Linked DNA regions of Homo sapiens: all the other regions are linked to region 5. Evidence: chromatin contacts called from ENCODE Hi-C or POLR2A ChIA-PET data. All regions are on one chromosome and are shown on one strand. The core of a region is the stretch at or near the end of the contact, and the rest is flanking DNA. Distances in the headings are between cores, read along the strand shown. Region 1 holds the start of POP5 (POP5 ribonuclease P/MRP subunit). Region 2 holds the start of EIF2B1 (eukaryotic translation initiation factor 2B subunit alpha). Region 3 overlaps RNF34 (ring finger protein 34). Region 4 holds the start of ATP6V0A2 (ATPase H+ transporting V0 subunit a2). Region 5 holds the start of ZCCHC8 (zinc finger CCHC-type containing 8). Region 6 holds the start of RNF34 (ring finger protein 34). Region 7 holds the start of RILPL1 (Rab interacting lysosomal protein like 1).

Region 1 (3,049 bases), core at 387-2,886, 1.9 Mb after region 5:
GATCACCTGAGGTCAGGAGTTCAAGACCAGCCTGGCCAACATGGGGAAACCCTGTCCCTACTAAAAATACAAAAATTAGCCAGTTGTGGTGGCACACACCTGTAGTCCCAGCTACTTGGGAGGCTGAGGCAGGAGAATCGCCTGAATCCAGGAGGCAGAGGTTGCAGTGAGCTGAGATCGTGCTCCAGCTTGGGCAACAGAGTGAGACTCCGTCTCAAAAAACTAAATAAATAAATACAAAAATTAGCTGGTCGTGGTGGCAGGTGCCTGTAATCCCAGCTACTCGGGAGGCTGAGGCAGGAGAATCGCTTGAACTCAGGAGGCAGAGGTTGCAGCCAGCCTCCTGGCTGCATTTATATAAAGTTTAAGAACAGGCAAAATTAATCTAGCAGGGTAGAAGTGGTAATAGTGGCTGATAGCAGTAAGCAATTTGACTGGAAGAGGGCTCAGGGAACCTTCTGGGATACTGGAAATGCTCTTTATTTTAATCTTGGAGGTGGTTATAGAAGTCTATCCATATGTAAAAATTCATTGAGATGAATACACTTAAGAATATGTACTTTATGTAATACCCCATAAGACATTTTTTTTAAAATACTTAAAAATAAAAGAAAAAACATAATTTAACAGAGGGCATAGTTCTCAAGCTGTTTTCTCTGTCTCAGGACCCCTTTACACACGTTACTGAGGGTGCCCAAGAGCTTTTAGTTTTGTGGGTTATATTTACTATGGACATTAAAGTTGAGAAACGTTTAAAAAACAATACACAATTCCTAGAGCAGTGACGTCATCACGTCAAGCAGCCTCTGGAAAACTTGACTGTTCACTCAGAGAGAATGAAAAAGACAAGTAACATCTTAGCATTATTATGAAAGTAATTTTGACTTCGGGGACTCCCAAATCGAGTGAATTTAGGAAATCTCAGTGGTCCCCAGACGGCACTTTGAGAACCACTGGCGCAGGGAGAAAATGACAGAAGAAAACACACTACACGACAACAGTTATTCTCTCTCAGTGCTGGGATTATAATTTATTTGCTTCTTTGTGCTTTTCTGTCAAAAAAAAAAGGTAAACGGAAATGGAAAATACAATGACCACGTATTGTTTCTGCGAGCAAAAAACGAGACGGCACACTCGCCTCCCTAAGATTGCTGAAAGGCCCAAACAGCAATAGCATATTTAGCTGTATGGAAGAATTAAACTGAGCTCAAACCTGAAAATAAAAGTCCGATTTCCCGTTTGTCAATGCCTGGGCTGTGAGGTGCAGGGTCTTGCCCTCAAAAGCTCCACCGTTCACCTTGGGGAGAGAATATACTCGCATACATAACTGTGGTGCAAGGTTCCCAGGGCCCCAAGGGTAGCGGCTACATCCTACACACTATTGTAAACTTCAGTGTGCAACAGAACCATCCATTACAGCTGCAAGGCGCTCCATCCCGGGGTTCAGCCCTCAAACTAGTCAGTGACCCTCCGCAGGACGCATGCGCGCTTACAAACGCAGTTGGGCGGGGCTTGAGAGAGCTGACAGACTTCGGCCTCTCAACTTTCTAGCTCCGCCCTAATATCCTGTCTCCTTCTCTGAATGGCTGAAAGGCTGCGGAAGCAAGCTTCCCATTGGCAGCGGACAGAATTCACATCCGGTTTGCACGCCGGACCGGAGAGCGCGGAGGCAGCCATGGTGCGGTTCAAGCACAGGTAAGCATTCCCTTCCAGACCCTCCCAGTGCCTTGCTGGGTCCTCGCGGCCCCGCTAGTGTCCACCTTCCTCTCGCCTGCCGCAGGTACCTGCTCTGCGAACTGGTGTCTGACGACCCCCGCTGCCGCCTAAGCCTCGATGACCGAGTTCTGAGCAGCCTCGTACGGGACACGATCGCCAGGGTGCACGGAACTTTCGGCGCAGCCGCCTGCTCCATCGGCTTCGCGGGTGCAAGGGCGCTGGGGGAAGAGGGGAACCCGGGAGGATGGCGGGATGTGGAGGGGGCAGGCGCCGGAGGAAGAAAGAAGGGGCACGAGTGGCCAAGCCCGTGCACCGTTTTTTGTAAGGTATCTCTTTAAGCGCCTGGGACCCCAAGCGAGAGTCCGAAATTAGCAGAGCGCTAAAAGGAGGGGCCCGAAGGCAGTGGGGCTTTGAGCTAGAAGCCTCTTTTTACCTGCTTGACAGGTAATTTCTGTAATTGGTTGTGATTGAATTTGATAGGGTAGAGAATTAAATGAGGGAAGCTGTGTATACTTCCTAGTAAGAGCTATTATATGACCGATTACATTAACATCATATGGAAAAAAATTGTCAAAAGTACTCCGGGAAAGCCCTTAAATAGTTGGTAAAGTACAGAACACATGATTGTCAATATATGTAAATACAGGATGAGCTAGGACAGAGGGGCCCTTCTTTCACACCACTTAAATTAGTTCCCACTTTAACCTTGTTTGAGATTGACTTCTGGAGAGTTAAATGCAGATAGACTTAACTCTCCTAAGTCAGGTGAGACTGAGAGCTGACTGCTACAATAATTACGGAGCCCAAATGCAGTAAAACAGCCTGTTTTTCAGGCAAGGGTTTTGTGGGGGTTTTTCCTAAATTAAAACGGATCGCCTCCTACCTGCTCCTATTTATTGAATTAACTAGTGAATTAGAAAGCATTTTCAATTCTAAATTCATTCACCAGTTCTGAGTGGTGTGCAACACAGTGGGTGTTTTGGCTTTTCTCTTTTACTCGCTGATAGATCTACGTGCCACTTGCCTACAACATACTTTTGGCACATAGTAGGCTCTGTTACTCCAAAGTTTTCCTTTTTTCGAGACAGTCTGGCTGTTGCCCAGGCTGCTGGAGTGCAGCAGCGAGATCGGGGGTCATTGCTGCCTCTGCCTCCTGGGTTCAGGCGATTCTCATGCCTCAGCCTCCTGAGTGGCTGGAATTACAGGTGCGCACCACCACACCCAGCTAATTTTTGTATTTTTAGTAGAGACGGGGTTTCATCATGTTGGCCAGGCTGGCCTCGAACTCCTGACTTAAAGTGATCTGCCCGCCTCAGCCTCCCAAAGTGCTGGG
Region 2 (3,342 bases), core at 715-3,214, 1.1 Mb before region 5:
CTTCAGCCCAGGAGTTTGAGACCAGCCTGGGCAAAACAGTGAGACCTTATCTCTACCTTTTTTTTTTTTTTTTTTTTGCGACGGAGACTTGCTCTGTCGCCCAAGCTGGAGTGCAGTGGCACGATCTTGGCTCACTGCAACCTCTGCCTCCTGGGTTCAAGCAATTTTCCTGCCTCAGCCTCCTGAGTAGCTGGGATTATAGGTGTGCGCCACCTTGTCCGGTTAATTTTTTTGTATTTTGAGCAGAGACGGGGTTTCACCATGTTGGCCAGGCTGGTCTCGAACTCCCGACCTCAAGTGATCCACCCACCTTGGCCTTCCAAAATGCTGGGATTACAGGCGTGAGCCACTGTGCCCAGCCACTTTTTTTCTTTTTTAATAGAAAAACAAAACAAAAAAATGTGTAAATCACACAACAAAGCACCTAGGACAGAAGCACTTAATACAACTGTGTCTGCCAGACAGAAAAAGCGTTGCCTGTAAAGAAAGGTGTGCATCTATACACATGCAATGACCCTGTGAATTTCCTTCTTTAGTTCGCTACCTCATTTGTAGACAGGAGCAATGCCAGGCCTGCCTCCCTCACAGGGTTGTGGTATGGTTTCACATCAATTAAGAGAGGATGGACAATTATTACAGTTCCTGAAAGGACTCCCCTATCTCTATTCTTGCTCCCCACAGTCCATTTTCCACACAACAGCCACAGTGATCTTTTAAAATTGCAAACCAGATCATAACACTTTCTGGCTTAAAACTCTACAATGTCTTTGTATTGCACCTAAAAATAAAGGCCAACTTCTCTATCACGGCCAATAAGGCCCTGCATGACCTGAAACTGGCTGGTTCTCTGATCTCATCCCTCTAGCCTCCTTTTAAATCTTCAAGACATCTGACTCTGTATGTGGTAGTTTAATGTATGAATGAGTCTCCCCACCATCCTCTACCCGCAAGCTCTCCATTTCTCCCTTCTCAGTGTAACTTGGTGGCTCAATCTGCCACAGGGCCCATGCACTTAAAGTGCACTTCCCCCAGAACTTCACATAATCATTCAAGTCGGTTTCAATATCCTGCACTTTTCCTAGGCCCCTATCTAAAACAGCTCCTCCTCAATCCTAGTCACAATGTACTATTGTAACTAGGACCGTACTGTTACATCATCTTCATAGCTCTTTTCATCCTTTGAAAAATAATTTATTTTTTAATTTTTTATTGACGAGGTCATGCCCTGTCGGCCATGCTGGGTGCAGTACTGCCATAATAGCTCACTGAAGCCTCGAATTCCTGGGCTCAAGTGATTCTCCCGCCTCAGCCTCCCGCGTAGCTGGGACCACAGACACGCGCTACCACGCCCGGCTAATATTTCATTTTTTTTGTAGAGATGGGGTCTGGCTGTGTTGCCCAGGCAGGTCTCGAACTCCCGGCTTCAAGCGATTCTCCCTCCTCGGCCTCCCAAAGTGCTGGGATTACAGGCCTAATCCACCGGGGTGCGACCCGGCCGAAATTATTTTTATTTATTGTCATCTGTTTCACCCAGTAGACTGTAACCTCCACTAAGGCCCCTGTCTGTCACGATCTCTGCTAAAATCCAGAAAATAATGCCTGTACACAGGAGGCGATCCAAAACTATTTACTGAATGAATGACTGAATGCCTTGGCTACTCCTCTAAAGACCAAACGGATTCTATCCAGCCCAAAAGACACATTCCATCTGGCCAGTCGTAGCCGGACCGAGACAGCCGAGCCCCGGAGTCGAAGTCCCGCCCTGCAGGGTCCTCACCGTCTGAAACCATGGCTGTCCCAGCACCTCAGCGCAGAGCAAGTGGTGGTCAGGGGAGCGTCTCAAATCCTGCGCAGCCCAACGTCCGGCGCCGCCAAGTGACGCACGAGGTGCTGTGACTCGTGCCAGCCCCCTAATCTGCGGAAGTGGAGTGCGGGGAGTGCGCCGGAAGAGGGGTACGGAAGTGCGCCGGAAGTGGGGTGCGGAGGTGTGCAGCGCGCTGTCAGACTGGCTCGCAGGCGGCGCGGCCGGCGGACCCGTTCGAGACAGCGCGGGCGGCTCGGGTCCCCTGGGGCTCCGCAGCAGGAGGACGCCATGGACGACAAGGGTAAATCAAGACAGGCCAGGGCTGCTAGGCTACAGCAGCGCCGTTCAGGGGTCCCCCCAACCTCTCACATCCAGGCTGAGCTCCCGAAGAGATTTCTTTTGAATTTCAGGCTGCTCCGCTGGTTGTGTTTCCAGAGTCACAACTAAATCCCTCGCGCTGCTCTTGTTTTCAGGGATGCGCCCTGGCAGTATCTGCAGGCATCCCTCCCACACATACGCTCCTTCCCAGTGCCAGTCTCCTTCCTGCCTTGTTGGATCTGTCATTAAAATTAGAATGAATAAGGCATATTTGATGTGCTCATCTAGTATGGTTATTAAGTGAAAAACAAGGGCAAACTAATACACTTTTCATGTAAAGAAATAAAGGGGAGTGGGTGGAACTCCATGTATAATATTTGTAACATATATGTGTATGTGAATAGACATGTATTAGCATAGACTGTCTGGAGGGGTGCAGGAGAAATTGGCAAGATGGTTGACTCTGGGATCCTCTCAGATTTTAGGACCAAAGAGGCTGAAGAGAGAATGACTTTTCATCATCATTTACTCGGGCTTAATTTTTAGGCCTTGCACACCAGTAGCTTTTTTTTTTTTTTTTTTGAGACGGAGTCTCGCTCTGTCACCCAGGCTGGAGTGCAGTGGCGCAGTCTCGGCTCACTGCAAGCTCCGCCTCCCGGGTTCACGCCATTCTCCTGCCTCAGCCTCCCAAGTAGCTGGGACTACAGGCGCCCGCCACTACGCCCGGCTAATTTTTTGTATTTTTAGTAGAGACGGGGTTTCACCGTTTTAGCCGGGATGGTCTCGATCTCCTGACCTCGTGATCCGCCCGCCTCGGACTCCCAAAGTGCTGGGATTACAGGCGTGAGCCACCGCGCCCGGCCACCAGTAGCTTTTTCAAAATAAAAAAGAGCTCTTGCAAACAGCAAAGTGGTATTTTCTCTATTCCCATCAACATTTATTGCATCCCTGAAACCAAATACCCTAAAAAGAAAGTATTTTTTAAATTGTTTGCTTCTTAAAGTCAACAGTCATTAACAAGCTCTCTTGCCTTATAGGCTGCTAAATGAATTAGGTGAATCACTTTTTTCCCTTTTTCCAGAGTTAATTGAATACTTTAAGTCTCAGATGAAAGAAGATCCTGACATGGCCTCAGCAGTGGCTGCCATCCGGACGTTGCTGGAGTTCTTGAAGAGAGATAAAGGTATATAGAGAGTCATCTGTTAACACTCTGGGACTTA
Region 3 (3,081 bases), core at 110-2,609, 1.1 Mb after region 5:
AGAATCACTTGAACCTGGGAAGCGGAGGTTGCGATAAGCCAAGATTGCACCATTGAACTTCAGCCTGGGCAACAGAGCAAGACTCTGTCTAAAAAAAAAAAAAAAAAAAAAAAATTGTTTAAAATTATCCAGGCATGGTGGTATGCATTATATGCCAGCTCCTGGGGAGGCTGAGGCGGGAGGGCTGCTTGAGCCCAGAAGTTAAGACTGTAGTGAGCTATGATCATGCCACTGTACTCTGCCTGGGTGGGCAACAGCAAGACTCTGTCTTTAAAAAAAAAAGGGGGGGGAGGGGGTAGAAAGGCATGCCAGTTTAAAAATTCAAATTCCAGGGGGAAATGCTTGCCCTCTGCCAAACAAGCCAATTTCCAAGTATCAAGCCTGTTACACTAAACATTTCTGTTGTCTGACATTTCTATTATCTGGCTAATAAACCAGGGTTACTTCAAACTACTATCTAAAAAATCCACCAAGCATTTTGTACTCTTTCTATAAAGAAGCCACTAAAACTTAATACACAAATCTAAGAGTAAACATTAAACTGCTTTAAACTAAGACTGTATAAATCTGAATTTTTGAATTTAAGTTTAGACAAAACCAGCACCTACTGCTTAGCTTCTATGGCCTGGATTTAAAGACTTGCCACCACCAAGTTACCAATTTGGAGGAAATGTTAAGATTTCCAGAGTCTCATCAAAAGATTACTTTGGGAGGAAGAGGCGGGTGGATCATGAGGTCAGGAGATTGAGACTATCCTGGCTAACACAGTGAAACCCCGTCTCTACTAAATATACAGAAAAATTAGCCGGGCGTGGTGGCGGGTGCCTGTAGTCCCAGCTACTTGGGAGGCTGAGGCAGGAGAATGGCATGAACCCAGGAGGTGGAATTTGCAGTGAGCTGAGATCACGCCACTGCACTCCGGCCTGGGCAACAGAGCGAGACTCTGTCTCAAAAAAAAAAAAAAAGTTTAGACAAAAAGCACAAGTGCCCACAAAACTCTGGCAACTTATGCTGCTTCTAAAGGGAAACCATGACCTGCTCAAGCCAGTTACTACCAATTGTGGTTGCAGACAAACAAGTGGGAGGCCTTGATTTACATGCTTTGATCTTCAAAAGCAGAAAATTTTTTTCTTTACTATTAGCCACACAAACTTTCTGCCCAAAGCACAGGGGCATCTGCCTCCTGGTGTTCACAGGTATTTTCAGCTCTGTTGATGGACTAATAAATTCTGAGCACCCAAGGCCATATGTGTTACTCACTGCACAGTCAGGAGATAACAGACTCTGAGAAGTGGCCACTCCCAGCTGCACTGAAATGACAGTTGGTCTCAACTCAACCATCCTGAGTCAAGTCAAGTTGGACCTAAAAGAGATTTCACAACATTTTTGCATAATAGCTCAAGTTCCTCTTTTTTTTTTTTTTTTTTTGAGACGGAGTTTCGCTCGTCGCCCAGCCTGGAGTGCAATGGCACGATCTTGGCTCACTGCAACCTCCGCCTTCCAGTTTCAGGCGATTCTCCTGCCTCAGCCTCCTGAGTAGTTGGGATTACAGGGACCCGCCACCATGCCCAGCTAATTTTCGTATTTTTAGTTGAGACAGTTTCACCATGTTGACCAGGCTGGTCTCGAACTCTTGACCTCATGATCCACCCGCCTCAGCCTCCCAAAGTGCTAGGATTACAGGCATGAGCCACCACACCTGGCCCAAGTTTCTCATTTCTTATGTGGTACTGGAAGGGTTAAGAGCAACTCTGGCATCAGAGCTAGGTTCAAATTCTGCATAGCCACTTTTTAACCATGAGGTTTTAGACAAGTCTAACTTCTCAGAGGTTAGAGAAGCAAAGCAATGTTTATTTCAGAAAGTTGCTTTGAGGACTGCAGAGGCAACTACAGCACCTAGCGCAATACCTGGACACAAGAAACAGCACATCAGCAGTTAACCTTACTGATAAGCAAGCAGGAAATGTAAGCACTGTTGCTCATGTGGCATTGTTTTTTTCTTTTTTTTCTTTTTTTTTTTTTTTGAGACAAGGTCTGGCTCTGTTACCCAAGTTGGATTTCAGTGGTGTGATCTTGGCTCACTGTAACCTCCACACCCAAGGCTCAAGCCATCCTCCTACCTCAGCCTCCTGAGTAGCTGGGACTACCACGCCTGGCTAATTTTTTCCAAAGACAGGGTTTCGCCATGTTGTCCAAGCTAGTCTTGAACTTGTGAGCTCAAGCATTCCTCCAGCCTCAACCTCACAAGGTCCTAGGATTACAGGCGTGAGCCACCGCACCCGGCCCCCATGTGACATCTTTGAAGGTGCTCCCACCATCTCTTCTGAAGAGGGGTGCTAGGCCAGGTCACTTGATTTAGGAACTGACCAAGACAATGTAAACAAAAGCTTTTAAAACTAATTTTATTCCTAAAGTTAAAATCAGCTAGCGGGTAGCACTGAAAATACACCTTCACTATACAAAACAATGTAAACTGATTACACATTAATAAGGAATTTAGCACACACACTTCTAATAAAAGAAGCTAGATGCAGCCCTTGCTATAAAAAGCTATACCTGAACAAAAATGGACATGTGGAGTCTAAGGCCCTGGCAGTCGACTAGAGAATGTCAGTTGTTCCCAATTATGTTTAAATGCAGAAACAGCAACAATGTGGAAACTTACATTCATCAAATGTTAGCATTTAAAATATACATGACTAATAAAGTGAACATTCAGAGGAGCCACTGCTCAGCATGTTCCATGTCGGCCACTTGTGGACACTGATCTCATCCAAAGAGGACAGAAGTTTCAAACATCTGAGCAGTTTAAGTTAAAAATAGGATGAAGGGGAAATAAGAGAACAGGATAAGTGTCCTCCCAAGACAGCAGTGGCTGATGCCCACATGGCGCAAACAGGCTGACTTCAATGAGTGTTCACGGGATGTGTGATAAAGCCCAGCTGAGCCCGGGAAGCTCACGTGTCCACAGGCAGACAGGCTCACGGCATGGACCAATGTTTCCACAACTCAGGATGGATCTTTCTGTCCCCACTTAGTAGTCAAAATAATGTTTTAAAATAGCTTCAGCCTTTGAACATA
Region 4 (3,216 bases), core at 214-2,713, 1.2 Mb before region 5:
GATTAAGGGAAACAGTCAGGAGATGAAAGTGGTGGCCAGGAAATAAAATGTTCGCCTGAGTGGATTTCAATTCAGTCAGTAAGTACTTGCTTCACGGTCTCCCTTCCACACCCTGTTCTTTGCCTTCTTAGCACTTATCACAGCTCATAATCAGAGTGTGTTTAATCTGTCTCCTCCCACACTGGAAGCTCCAGGAACACAGGGACTGTGTCTGCCTTGCTCACCACCGAGTCTCCAGCACCAAAAACAGTGCCTGAACATAGCGGGCAGTCAAGAAAAGCTTGTCTGTTCATTCAACAAATGCCTATCGATGCCAATGACTGCCAAGGACTGCGTTAAGGTACTTACTCTCAGAGGTTGACAGTCCTTGGTGGAGACAAACAATAAACAAGTAAATGGACAAACAAATGTTTATTATTACTTGTTGGGGAGACAGCTTCCACTCGACAAACAATGACTGAGTTCTTAAGTCCTTACACACAATGGTATGTACAGCATTAAGCATCAGTGACCAAAACACAAAAATCCCTCTCCTCAAGCAGATGACATCCAGCTCCTTCCCATTTCTGGCTCTGTCTGGGCTCCTCCTGTTCCCTCCAACAAGGACCCTCTCCCCAGATCTTCCCCACGGCTGGCTCCTTTCTATTTGGGTCTCAGCTGAAATATCACCTTCTCCGGGAGGCTTCCTCGACAATCCCTTCACACTCACCTCCCGCCCGAATCACCTTCACATCACCCCGTTTCTTCTTTATGGCAAACCTTTTCTGGTTGACCTATTTATTTGGTTAATGCGCCCCCCTAACCCCCGTAAAGTTCCAAAAGGACTCCAAGAGGCCTTTGTGGGATTTGTTCTCCCGCTGAGCTCGGTGCCCGGAGCTGATGAAGACCACACGGGCGATCCTAACTAACTGGGGCAGAGCAGCCGCCGACCACACAGACGGCCGGCGACCCTGGAGTCAGCCCCGCGCTCCGGGAAGCTTTGGCCGCTGAGCTGGGGTGTCATCTTCCCCGTCTGGACAATGGGGACGGGGCGCGCCCTTCCTCGGTGCTCCCCGCGGGAGGGCCCCAGCGATGCGCGGGATTGGGGGCGCCAGGAGAGCAGGTGCGGCCCGCGTCTCCCGGGCGACACTCACGTCTCGGAACTGGACCAGGCCTTTCTCGCCCAGGGCGCTGAGGCACTCGTAGGCCGTGCCCGACTGCAGGAAGAGCTGCGCCAGGCACATGGTCTCGCTCCGGAACAGGGACCCCATGGCGGGCCGACCCGCGCCCGGAGGGGCTCGATGGGCGGCGGCGGCTCCGAGCCGCGCGGGCCCGCACACTCAGCCGGTGCGGCCCGGGCCTCGAGCTCTTCCTGTGGCCTGGCCGCGGCCCCGCACTATGGGGCTCCAGACTGCAGCGGCCGCCCCCGGTTCTGCCACCGCGGCCGCCGCTCCAGCTGCCGCCACAGCAGTCCGCGAGGTCCCGCCCCCAAGCCACTGCCGGTTCCGGTTCCGCCCCCGCGTCCCGCCCCCCCCGCCGGCCGACCAATGGACGCCCGAGGTTGTCGCCGCACGACGTGGCGGCAGGGCCAACCAGCGCGAACCCGGCGGGTACGACCACTGCAGCTGGCGCTCCGCCGGACTGGACGCAGAGCTAAATCCCGCGCGGCTCCCCGGCTTTCCTGGAGGAGTCTCGCCGAGTGTGCACGCCGCGAAGCTCACCCGTTCCTAGTGCACGACCCTGTGCTGCTGCGTGTGTGTGTGTGTGTGTGTGTGAGAGAGAGAGAGAGAGAAACGGAATCTCACGCAGTCCCACAGGCTGGAGTGCAGTAGCGCGATCTCGGCTCACTGCAACCTCCGTCTCCCAGGTTCAAGCGATTCTCCAGCCTCAGACTCCCCAGTTGCTGTGACTACAGACGCGCGCCACCCGCGTCCAGCTAATTTTTTTGTATTTTTAATAGAGACGGGGTTTCACCATGTTGGCCAGGCTGGTCTCAAAACTCCAGAGCTCAGGTGATCCGCCTGCCTCGGCCTCCGCAGTGCTGGGATTACAGGCGTGAACCACTGCGCCCGGCCCTGCTGCTGGTTTTTTATGGATAGGGTTTCCCTCTGTGGCCCAGGGAGGAGTGCAGTAGCACGAGCTCGGCTCGCTGCAACCTTGACCTCCTGAGCTCAAGCGATCCTCCCACCTCAGCCTCTGGAGGAGCTGGGATTACAGACGCGCGCCATCACACCCGGCTAATTTGTTTTTAAAATGTTTATAGAGAAGGGGTTTCATCATGTTGGCCAGGCTGGTCTCGAACTCCTGAACTCAAGCAATCCTCCCGCCTTGGCCTCCCAAAGCGCTAGGATTACAGGCGTGATCCGCCGCCCGGAGGGATCCTAGGCTTCTTCGTGAAGTTGGAGTGTGCAGCCAGCATCCCAATCCAGTTTTCAAACATTTCCCACCGACCTCGCAAGACTCCTCCTGCTCAGTTGCAGTCTCCCCTTCCCGCCCGGCCTGGCCACCACAGGACAATTTTGTCTCGCTAAATTTGCCACCTCCAGGCTTGTCCTGTCGATGGAATCACACAGCACCCAGTGTGTGTTCCCCACACTGACCGGGAAGCAGTGGCCCCCCGCCCCAGGCCGCAACCTCACCGCTGTCCCAGTCGAGTCTCTGCTTACATATCCCCTTCCTTGAGACTGTCCCTGGAGTCACATCCTTGTTCTATTTCCTTCACTGCACCTGCCACCATCTGAAATTATCTTGTCTGTGTGTTAGTGCCAGTCTTCCCTGCTAGAATGGAAGCTCCACCAAGGTGGGGACATTGTTTCTGCCACTGTGGTATCTCCAAGCCCCAGCACATAGTAGCCACTCAATAAATAGTTCATGAATGCATACATAAATGTATAAACTTAAAAAAGTTAAAACCATAGACACTCCAGACCCCATTCTGCCAAACTGAGTTTTTTCCTTCTTTTAAGTACAAAAGGCGTCCTCACAAAGCCCACAAAATCAAGCTAAATTACCTGTCATTTGGAAGTTTTAAATTTATTTTCCATAAATACCTGAAATCCAAAGCTAGTTACACTAGGCTGGGTGCCCTGGCTCACTCCTGTAATCCCTGCACTTTGGGAGGCTGAGGCAGGTGGATCACTTGAGGTCAGGAGTTTGAGACCAGCCTGGCCAACATGGCAAAACCCCGTCTCTACTAAAAAAATATAAAAATTAGCTAGGCGTGGTGGTGGGCACCTG
Region 5 (3,114 bases), core at 438-2,937:
GAGGCAGAGGCAGGAGGATAGCTTTAGCTCAGAAGTTCAAGACCTACCTGGGCAATATAGGGAGATCCTGTTGTCCACAAAAAGAAAAAAAAAATGTTAAAATGTGTAAGTGACTTCCCAATGTTGTAAACGGAAAGAGGCTTCCTTAAGGGCCTTTGAGCACTGACCTAGCAGTGTTCCAACCTCATCTTGCTCCACTCTGCCTTTTCACTCAACATGGTGGTCCTTACACCTAAGACACTCTTCCATCCTCCCACCCCCAACTTTGCCGATCCTTAAAGTCTCACTTCCTCACTTTACTGACTCCCACAGACTAGGGTGTTTGTTAAATATTCATAACTTCCTGTGTTTTTCACCTTTTTTTTTTTTTTTTTTTTTTTGAGACAGAGTCTTGCTCTGTCGCCCAAGCTGGAGTGCAGTGGCACGATTTCGGCTCACTGCAACCTCTGCCTCCCGGGTTCAAGCGATTCTCCTTCCTCAACCTCCTGAGTAGCTGGGATTACAGGCGTGTGCCACTACGCCTGGCTAATTTTTGTATTTTTAGTAGAGACAGGGTTTCTCCATGTTGGTCATGCTCGTCTTGAATTTCTGACCTCGTGATCCACCTGCCTCGGCCTCCCAAAGTGCTGGGGTTGCAGATGTGAGCCACCGCCCCCGGCCCACATTTCTTTGTGTGATCAATATCCATCAACAACCATCTCGACCCAAGAACAGGAACATTTATAATTATGGGGTTTTTGTTGCTTTTTGTGGACTACAGCCTTCGTGAGAGGAGGAATTACTCTATTGTGGTTACTCTTGTAACCATACTCAGGTCCTAGACAAGTGCCTGGCCCATCGAAGGTGTAAGTAAATAATGTGATTGAATGACAGAAAGCCTCAACAGACAAATAGTTGAGTCTAGCTAATCTTACATTAAAAACGAAGCAAGCTCAATAAACTAATCTACAACAGTCATCTCTGTAGCAAAGCTGGAGTTTCTTATTCTCTTTTATGTTTATTTTTATTCAGTTCCCTTTCAGGCTATGGAGTTCCTTATTCTCTGGTGTGGCACGCACACCAGAATCTGTGAGAAGCTATGCGTCGTGCTCTGATTTTTCACCCTTAGTTGCCTAACAGGAACATCCCATACTGGTTTTTGTTTTTCTTTTTCTTTTTGAGACAGGGTCTTGCTTTGTCTCCCAGGCTGGTGTGCAGTGGCGCCATCTGGGCTCAATGCAGCCTCGACCTCTTGGGCTCAAACCCTCCCGCCTCAGCTTGCCGAGTACTTGGGACTACAATCGCCCAGCTAATTTTTATATTTTTTTGTAGTGTCTGGGTCTCGCTCTGTTGCCCAGGGTGGTCTCCAACTCCTGGGCTCACGTGATCCTCCCACCTCTGCCTCCCGAGTAGTTGGTATTACAGGTGTGAGCCACCCCGCCCTGCCCCCAGATTGCTTTAGCGCATTCTGACCTACTCCAGCTTTCTTCACATTTCAAAAAGCACCAATCCCAGGATGCAATGCAGACAATGAGTACCAGTCGCTTAGAAACCACACGTCCCAGCATGCCGTCCTCCGGGCAATCGCAAGCCCGATAGGCCCCGCTGCATTCCGGGAGTTGTAGTCTCTAGCGACTGGCCCCGCCCCGTGTGCAGCTTTCGCGGCCTGCGTCTGGAGAAAACCCTAGCGGGTGGCTCCGTGCGGCCAGAGCTCTAGAGAGTGGTGCCGCCTTCCAACCTTCTTCCCCAAGCCCTGGTGGCCGGCTCCGCCTCTTCTCGAATCTTTTCCACAGCCCAAAATGGCCGCAGAGGTGTATTTTGGCGATCTAGAGCTCTTCGAGCCGTTCGACCACCCAGAGGAGTCGATTCCGAAGCCCGTTCACACTCGCTTCAAGGACGACGACGGCGACGAGGAGGACGAAAATGGGGTCGGCGACGCGGAGCTACGGGAGCGGCTTCGGCAGTGCGAGGAGACCATCGAGCAGCTCCGCGCCGAGAATATCCTTTCCTCTCGCTGGGCCCTGTCACCCGGGTGTGGGGCCGGGGCAGCGCCAGGCGTGGGGCCGGGGCAGCGCCGGGCGAGGGCGAGGGCGCGGGCGGAAGTTCCAGGAGGGCCAGAATTCCAAGTGCTTTCTGTCACCCGCCGGCGGACCGAGAGTCTAGGGTTCGGGGCGCGCAGGCTGCCTCGGCGCAGACCTCTTCCCCTCAGGGAGGCCGTCTCCTGACCAGACCCACTCCTGCCTCCCACCCGGGTGCCGTGTTTAGGGTTATTTTAGGCTGCTCACCTGACAGATTGTACACAAGCCCTTAATTGCCCCCCTCTGTTTGAGGTCGTGGTGAGGTTTCATATTTCGCAGCCACGCTCAAATTGTGCCGTCATGTTACAGTTGTAGGTGATGAAATACCGGCTGCTTAGACGCGGGATCGGTTTTTATACCGGGGCAAACGCTAGTGGTCCCAGAATGCAGAGTTGGGGGCCTCAAGGAATCCGGGTGTGCTGAGATAATTGGTTAATTGCTTGATTAAAATTGGGGATTAATTTTAGAGTTCTTCCACTCGGAGCTCGCTTCTGTGCTGAAGATGCTTTGCAACGCCTTGAGGAAAACGCGCCAAAGAAGTTTCTGTTAGACTTGAGTTACAAGATTGCAGATTTTTCTTGATTTGCTAGTATGTTTTTTTTTACGTTCGTAGAGTTTTATAGGTAGATAGATAACTTTGGTTCGGGTAGTTTTCCTTTTAAAATTTGTAGAGAACTGAAAGTGGCTGATATGTTAGCTTTTTTAGGGGGACGGGGTCGGGGAATGGAGTCTCAGTCTGTTGCCCAGGCTGGAGTGCAGTGGCGCGATCTCGGCTCACTGCAACCTCCGCCTCCCGGGTTCAAGCGATTCTCCTGCCTCAGCCTCCCGAATAGCTGGGATTACAGGCGCCCGCCACGGCGCCCAGTCAGTATATCAGTTTTTAAGGTTTGTGAAGCGCGATTTATTTTTTCAGAATGTCGTCTTCCTCCACATTGTGAGGAAAATTTTCAGAATACAAAAAGTTGAGGCCGGGCGCTGTGGCTCAAGCCTGTAATCCCAGCACTTTGGGAGGCCGAGGCGGGTGGATCATGAGGTCAGGAGGATCATGAGGATCAGG
Region 6 (2,927 bases), core at 236-2,735, 1.1 Mb after region 5:
ATCTTAACACAGCAGAGGGTGGTTTTCAGGAAATAAAGCTACTTCTAGATACTTTAATAGATATTTCAAGCTGTAATAATATTTTATAACTAAACTGGAAAGTTAAAAATAAGCTTTTACAATATCCTCATACTTCAAGGCACAGTTCCAAAGTTACCTATTCCAAAAATATTCCTTGCTTTCTGTAGCCAGAAGTATCCTTTCTGGCTCCTGTGTTTTGTCCCTGCCTTTTTTTTTTTTTTTTTTTTGATACCTATAGCCTTCTGCCTTGTAATATGGTTACTTACAAATAACTCTTCTTTTGAATGGTAAACTGCCTTCCTAAGGGATGAGACTGTATTTTGAATTACTTCTCTTCACCATGTCTCCCTCTTGGCTAACGCACAGAAAACGTTCAACAAAACATGTGCTGAATTTCTGTGACCAGCTGACACTCTTTTTCAATCTTCTATAGTAAATCTTTGACGCTTTATGGAGACAGCGTTAATCTAGCAGCTCACCTGCTAGATTACCCACCCCCAGCACACCTCTGCACTGAGATTAACGAAACCATCTAGGTCTGAAAGTTATCATCACCTTATGACTCATCCCACTTGGTTTGAGTTCGGCAAATGAATCAATACCCTGAACTGACTGCTGTTCACAAAGCTCTTCAGAACTCTCAGTGATCGGGTTGAGAATCATCTCTCAGAAGTAGGCCGGAAACCCCGCTCCCCTTTCCCCTTTTCTTCAACTTCTCATCAGTAATGCTCCCACGCTCTCACTCCCACCTTGGAGAACTCAAGCTGCCAAATTCCTTGCTGCGTTTACCTAGTGGCGATGGAGGCACATCCAGCCTTCTCTAGTTCGCGGCCCCGACGTGCAGCCTACGAAGCACCCCTTCCGGGTGGCATCCCCACCCTGAGAGTTCTTTAACCCGTTAGCCTGGCCCTAGCCTCACCACCCCCTGCACCCCTCCTGTTCTCCTCGGTCCCACGATGTCCCCAACACTTGGGTTAGTTCAAGGACTCGGGGCGGGAAAGGGCACGCCGCGCGCCAAGGGACCGAGGCTCAGGCGAGCCCTGGCGGCTCTGCCTCAGGCCCCCGAGGAGGCGCACAGGGCCCGGCGCAGAGAGGGGCCCACCCGGCGCGAACGCTAGGGACGCCCGGCTTCTCCCCACCGCTCGGGTCGCTGACGGGGGTGGCACTGGAGGAGCTCGAGAGGGTCCGGCAGCCTGCCCTGGCTCGGTTGGGGCACCTGAAGCCGGGCAAGCGACCCCCCTCAGCGCAGCTCTCCGAGATGACGACTAGGTAACCGCTAAGGCGGAAAGAAAGGAGGCGCTTCAGGTGCCCTGGCAGGATAGGATTGGCGAGGAGGGTCTGTCCGGCTCCACCGGCCCCTCACCTTCATGGCCGCGACCGCCTCAGCTCGGCCGGCTCTACCAGGAAACTCAGCACCATAGCAGCTCCTCACACTGCCGACCTCCTTCCCTCTGGGCGGTGATTACCGCGCCCCGGGAGGCGACCGAGCGTCCGGACGTAAGGGGCGTGGTCACGCTCGCCGCGTGCCCCGGTAAAAGCGCAGAGCGGCGGCCACGACGACCAATAGGAAGCCGACTTTCGGGAGGCCGGTCACCAGAGCCAATGAAGCGACAGGGATTGGGCGGGGCCTCTGGCGTTCCTCCTGGCTGGGAGTGCGCGGGGAGGATTCTTTTCCGCCCCGAGCGAAGACCTGCGGACCTGGGCGTGGCGGAAGGCGCGCTGCGGCGCTGCTTTCTCGGTTGGGTGTTTGAAATGGGAGATAGCGTCCCTGAGGAAGCTGCTGCGGCTTTCTGGGCTAGGTGGTCAAGTTTCCGGGGAGGGGAGCGCGGGAAGGGCCGTGGTGAATTTGAACACGCCGGTTGGCTCGAAGGCCTTTGTTATGACCGTCAGAGCAGGGCCTCAGATTTCCTTCCCAGACGTTCCCGCGTTCATGCTCGGTGATGACCTCGGGGCTCCTCACTCGTGGGTCCGGTAAGGAGCGGCAGCTGCACTCGCTAGGACGCGGCCTTTAAAAACAAGACTTATTGAAAACACTTAGAAAACCAAGGGCTCTCAAATCCCAAGGGCTCTTTGAAAAGCTGTATTCAAAATAACCAAAATCGTAGCATAATAAAAGAATTTGCTCGAGTCTTGGAATTGCCTTTGGACAGAGAAACTGAGGTTGTAAATTAAGGTATCGATTTCTTCAGCTGTACTGGATGACAGTTTATTTTCCTACACCTTTTTTTTATTTTTGACAAGGTCTTGCTCTTGCCCAGGCTGGAGTGCAATAGTGTGATCTCGGCTCACTGCAACCTCCGTCTCCCGGGTTCAAAGGATTCTCCTGCCTCAGCCTCCCTAGTAGCTGGGACTTCGTGCGCCCGCCCCACACCCGGCTAATTTTTTCTATTTTTAGTAGAGACTGGTTTTCACTGTGTTGGCCAGGCTGGTCTAGAACTCCTGGCCTCAGGTGAGCCGCCCACCTCGGCCTTCCAAAGTGCTGAGATTAGCCACCGGGCCCAGCCGATTTTCCTACACTTTTTAATCTCACCTCTAACTTAACCAGTATTTAAGATTTTAAACATAAAAAAGTCAGTTCGCTCTTCATGAGGACCTAAGACTGTTCTGTTATTTATATACATTATAGATTTGCTTCGACAAGTTGTGCTATATTAGATTAAAACACACGGAGAGAGAGAGAGTGCGTGGCAGGCCACTTCCTTAGACTGAAATAATGCATCAGAGTATGTATTTCTCTTGCTTCAAGTGCTGCTCAGATAATGTCACTTCTTATCCATAATAGTCCTAGGTTTTTTTTGGAAAAATGTACAGAAAGCCTTTCATTCACGATGTAGGACGCAGCTGAGCTTCATTGGAAGAGAAAGTATTAATTAATTCTCCTAATGATCTAGACACAAAGCAACTCA
Region 7 (3,299 bases), core at 241-2,740, 1.0 Mb before region 5:
CGTGAGCCACCCCGCCTGGCCTTAATTTTTTTTTTTTTACTATTTATTTATTTATTTATTGTATTATATTATTATTTTGAGATGGAGTCTTGCTCTGTCACCCAGCCTGCAGTGCAGTGGCGCGATTTCGGCTTGCTGCAACCTCCGCCTCCCGGGTTTAAGCAACTCTCTGCCTCAGCCTCCTGAGTAGCTGGGATTACAGGCATGCGCCACCATGCCCGGCTAATTTTTGTATTTTTAGTAGAGACGGGGTTTCACCACCTTGGCTAGGCTGGTCTTGAACTCCTGACCTCGTCCACCTCAGTCTCCCAAAGTGCTGGGATTACAGGCGTGAGCCACCGCGCCCGGCCAACTTTTAGATTTTTAATCAATACGTGCCACGTTGGGGTGCGCTTTATGGCTACAAGGGCATTAAGATTTCTTCCCTCAAGGAGCCAAGATCTGACGGTGGAAACCTACCTGCAACCACACGGTGAAAACTCAGGATGCTAAGAGCAATCCTGATGGGGCAAGCAGGGGACTGTGAGTTTGCAAGGGGGTCCTTAACTCCTGCGTGGGGGGCGGGGAGGGTGGATGGGGTTCTGGGTTCAGGAAACGTTCTCCCGGGAGTGGGAGGGGGTCTGATGGACAAGTGGATTTGGCCAGCCCAAATGGACAGGGGGCCTTGGGACAAGAGAACTCGTGGTGCTGGAATGCCAAGCGGGCTTCGCTCTACTGTGAAGTGGCGTTCATGTCACAAGGAGCCAGTGATGGATGTGGCTCGGGGAGGCGCGCCCTGGGGCTCCGGGGATCCAGCATTCCTCGACACGTCGGCCCCTCTCCGGGCGCCTCTGCAAGTCCGCCTGGTGGCCGGGTCTGCGCGGAGTGTCTGCGGGCCGGGGGGGGTCCCCGTTCTCTTCCTGGGATGAGCCCCAGCCCGGGGACCTCCTCGTGACCCCTCCATCCCTCTCCAAGGCCGGGGCCGCTACCCGGAGCAGCGAATCGTCCCGCGAGACCAGCGCCCCCGGCCCCCTCTCCCGGGGCGGCCTGGACCCCTCCCGGCGGCCGGGTGGTGGGAGGAGTCAGCGCCGGGCGGGGGAGGGGCGGCCGGGGCACGGGTGAGGGGCGCCGCGGGTCCGGCGGCTGGAGAGGGGGGCCCGGAGTGCAGGCCGCGGAGTCGGCGCTTGGGGGGGTACCCCGGGGCGCCCCCGGGCGGCGGAAAGCGGGCGCGCCCCTGGCCAGGCCGGGATTGGGGCGGGGCGCGCGGCCTCCCTGTGGGGAAGCGATCACCCGGCCTCGCAGCCGCCGCCGCCAAAGTTTCCCGGAGGAGCCGCGGGCCGCCCTTCCTCTCCGGCCCCGCGCTCTGCCGCCCCTCAGGCCCGCACCGCCCCGAGGCGCCCGGCCCGGCTCCATTGAGCGCAACTCGGATCCCAACTTGGGAGGCGCCGCGGGCCTGCGCACGCGCGCGCCCTCCCCGCTGCCGCCGCCGCCGCCGCCGCCGCCGCCGCCCACTCGGGAGCAGCTCCGGGCCGAGCCGGGCGCCCAGACCCCGGGCCCGCACACCCCGCGCCGCCGCCCGTGCCCGCGCCCGCGCCCGCCGCCCGCTGCCCGCTGCGCCCTCGCCCCAGCGCCCGCTGAGCGCGCCCGCCCGCGGCCCAGGCTGGGCCCGGCCGGCCCGGCCCTCGACAGCGGCAAGTTTGGGAGTTGCACGAGTTTGCGGGGCGGGGGACAGGCCAGGAGGGTGGCCATGGAGGAGGAGCGGGGGTCGGCGCTGGCGGCCGAGTCGGCGCTGGAGAAGAACGTGGCCGAGCTGACCGTCATGGACGTGTACGACATCGCGTCGCTTGTGGGCCACGAGTTCGAGCGGGTCATTGACCAGCACGGCTGCGAGGCCATCGCGCGCCTCATGCCCAAGGTCGTGCGCGTCCTGGAGATCCTGGAGGTGCTGGTCAGCCGCCACCACGTCGCGCCCGAGCTGGACGAGCTGCGCCTGGAGCTGGACCGCCTGCGCCTGGAGAGGATGGACCGCATCGAGAAGGAGCGCAAGCACCAGAAGGTGGGCGGCGGCCTCGGTCTGTCCGTCCGGGCAGTGGGACCGCGGGGACCCAAGGGCTCTTCCGCATTGGGCAGCTGTGGGTGCGCACGTGTGTGTGTTCAGGGACCGGACCAGAGGAGACCCGACGTGGGGAGGGAGGGAGGCCCTGGCCTTCTTTTGCCCGACCAGGGGTGGCTGGCAGATACCACCCGAGAGATTAAGAGCTGTTCTCTGGAGTTCCAATCCCACCTTTACCGTTTAATAGCTGTGTGACTTTAGGTAAGTTACTTAACCTCTCTGTGCTTTATTTCCTCACCTGTCAAATGGTAATCATAATAGGACCCACCTTAGAAGAATTAAATGGGACCATATAAGCTAAGTGCTTAGACATATTATTCTCTTCCAGACATGAAATAAGCCTCTTGGCCTCCCGAGTTACCAAGAAGATGTGACATCAGGCCCAGGACCCTTTCTTCATCCCCCCCCCCCCCAGTCTCCCCAGAGCAAAGGGAATGTGACCTCCAGCCACTGAGCTTCGTGACCCCTAGTCTTCGGGTTCATATTTGCAACTTTCTTCCCGGGACTCCCCTAGCTTATGAACCTGTGGTAGCCCGTGTTCTCTCCTCTGATTTTATCCTTAATCCTCACAGGACTCTATAGAGACTATCTTCATTTTACAGATAAAGAAACCGAGGGTCACAGTGGGAGGAGCAATTTGTCCCAAATTAGTGGTGAGAGAGTCCCAGCCCCCGTGTCTCCTCCCCACCCTGTTTGAATTGGGGGAAAGGGATGATTTGGGGTGGCTTTAAGGCTAAGCCTCTGCCCTGTGATCAGGAGTCTCTCTGAATCAGGGCCTCCCCACTGGGCCTGGAGTTCAGACGAGGTTTCTGGAGAAAAGGAAGTGAAAGACATGTGGTTTCCTGCCCTAACCTCAGCCAGGGATGCTCTTGGCAGCCCCTTCAGACTGAGAATGGGAGGAAACACCTTTCCTTGAGGGATCAGGGTGCCTGAGCAGTCTCCAGCTTGCTGTTCAGCCTCAGGAAATACAGATGGCCTCTCTGAACCTCAGGGGCAGGCCATCCCTTATTGTGTACTTTGATGGATCTCTGTGTTTTGGAGTAAAATAGCCAAAGCTGGGTCTGAACCCTTTACCTGAGGGCAGACCCACAGGTAGGTAACAGCACCATTGCCATGTTTGACTGTGCTCGTCCTCATGGGTCCCTATGCCCTAGGGGCAGGAAGGAAACTCAGGCTCCCAAGAGTTGAGCAGCATTTCCGAGGTCAC

Evidence for each region. A loop is a pair of places that touch in the nucleus more often than their neighbours do. ChIA-PET counts read pairs that join two places held with the same protein, here RNA polymerase II (POLR2A). Pooled maps may share reads with other maps.
Region 1: a loop to region 5 is called in a map of naive thymus-derived CD4-positive, alpha-beta T cell, with 9 times the contacts of the local background. The contact joins the promoter of POP5 here to the promoter of ZCCHC8 in region 5. A Hi-C loop is called at or near these places in 1 of 168 maps with a recorded cell type or tissue (naive thymus-derived CD4-positive, alpha-beta T cell) and 6 of 50 pooled maps. POLR2A ChIA-PET finds 5 or more read pairs at or near these places in 1 of 52 experiments (naive thymus-derived CD4-positive, alpha-beta T cell).
Region 2: a pooled map shows a loop between it and region 5 (10-fold over the local background). The contact joins the promoter of EIF2B1 here to the promoter of ZCCHC8 in region 5. A Hi-C loop is called at or near these places in 1 of 168 maps with a recorded cell type or tissue (psoas muscle) and 8 of 50 pooled maps.
Region 3: a loop to region 5 is called in a pooled map, with 5 times the contacts of the local background. The contact joins the enhancer-like site here to the promoter of ZCCHC8 in region 5. A Hi-C loop is called at or near these places in 1 of 50 pooled maps. POLR2A ChIA-PET finds 5 or more read pairs at or near these places in 4 of 52 experiments (B cell, GM12878, T-cell and 1 more).
Region 4: a pooled map shows a loop between it and region 5 (11-fold over the local background). The contact joins the promoter of ATP6V0A2 here to the promoter of ZCCHC8 in region 5. A Hi-C loop is called at or near these places in 5 of 50 pooled maps. POLR2A ChIA-PET finds 5 or more read pairs at or near these places in 3 of 52 experiments (AG04449, CD4-positive, alpha-beta T cell and GM10248).
Region 6: a pooled map shows a loop between it and region 5 (11-fold over the local background). The contact joins the promoter of RNF34 here to the promoter of ZCCHC8 in region 5. A Hi-C loop is called at or near these places in 5 of 50 pooled maps. POLR2A ChIA-PET finds 5 or more read pairs at or near these places in 3 of 52 experiments (A673, CD4-positive, alpha-beta memory T cell and T-cell).
Region 7: a loop to region 5 is called in a pooled map, with 4 times the contacts of the local background. The contact joins the promoter of RILPL1 here to the promoter of ZCCHC8 in region 5. A Hi-C loop is called at or near these places in 1 of 50 pooled maps. POLR2A ChIA-PET finds 5 or more read pairs at or near these places in 2 of 52 experiments (BJ and WTC11).

What each region holds. Positions count from the first base shown.
Region 1 is chr12:120,579,989-120,583,037 of GRCh38, reverse strand. POP5 (POP5 ribonuclease P/MRP subunit) reads left to right here and starts at 1,636. Exons shown (of 5, transcript NM_015918.4): 1 at 1,636-1,695; 2 at 1,781-1,923. The coding sequence starts at 1,676.
Region 2 is chr12:123,632,308-123,635,649 of GRCh38, reverse strand. EIF2B1 (eukaryotic translation initiation factor 2B subunit alpha) reads left to right here and starts at 1,964. Exons shown (of 9, transcript NM_001414.4): 1 at 1,964-2,105; 2 at 3,204-3,305. The coding sequence starts at 2,093. GTF2H3 (general transcription factor IIH subunit 3) reads right to left here and starts at 1,821. Exons shown (of 13, transcript NM_001516.5): 1 at 1,778-1,821. The coding sequence starts at 1,790. RefSeq lists an enhancer at 1,748-1,937.
Region 3 is chr12:121,423,654-121,426,734 of GRCh38, reverse strand. It overlaps RNF34 (ring finger protein 34), which reads right to left. Exons shown (of 6, transcript NM_025126.4): 6 at 2,387-3,081. It also overlaps a transcript of KDM2B not described here. Among named protein-coding and RNA genes, the nearest start is that of MIR7107, 19 kb to the left of the region's middle. RefSeq lists an enhancer at 1,146-1,225. Within about 2 kb of position 1,359, at least 8 of the 41 ENCODE cell types and tissues checked have a DNase peak (open chromatin) inside an H3K27ac peak, as active enhancers do; they include B cell and GM12878, where a contact is called at or near this core.
Region 4 is chr12:123,710,600-123,713,815 of GRCh38, reverse strand. It overlaps ATP6V0A2 (ATPase H+ transporting V0 subunit a2), which reads right to left and starts at 1,463. Exons shown (of 20, transcript NM_012463.4): 1 at 1,134-1,463. The coding sequence starts at 1,250. It overlaps LOC105370042 (a long non-coding RNA gene), which reads left to right. Exons shown (of 3, transcript XR_945477.4): 3 at 1-1,050. RefSeq lists a silencer at 1,089-1,638.
Region 5 is chr12:122,499,505-122,502,618 of GRCh38, reverse strand. It overlaps ZCCHC8 (zinc finger CCHC-type containing 8), which reads left to right and starts at 1,687. Exons shown (of 14, transcript NM_017612.5): 1 at 1,687-1,977. The coding sequence starts at 1,779. RefSeq lists enhancers at 642-1,333, 1,269-1,448, 1,499-1,558, 1,759-1,838, 1,334-2,027 and 1 more and a silencer at 1,979-2,128.
Region 6 is chr12:121,398,676-121,401,602 of GRCh38, reverse strand. RNF34 (ring finger protein 34) reads right to left here and starts at 1,485. Exons shown (of 6, transcript NM_025126.4): 1 at 1,385-1,485. The coding sequence starts at 1,390. RefSeq lists enhancers at 314-845, 846-1,377, 1,863-1,942.
Region 7 is chr12:123,531,910-123,535,208 of GRCh38, reverse strand. It overlaps RILPL1 (Rab interacting lysosomal protein like 1), which reads left to right and starts at 1,490. Exons shown (of 7, transcript NM_178314.5): 1 at 1,490-2,035. The coding sequence starts at 1,727. RefSeq lists silencers at 562-747, 767-1,456 and an enhancer at 1,672-2,489.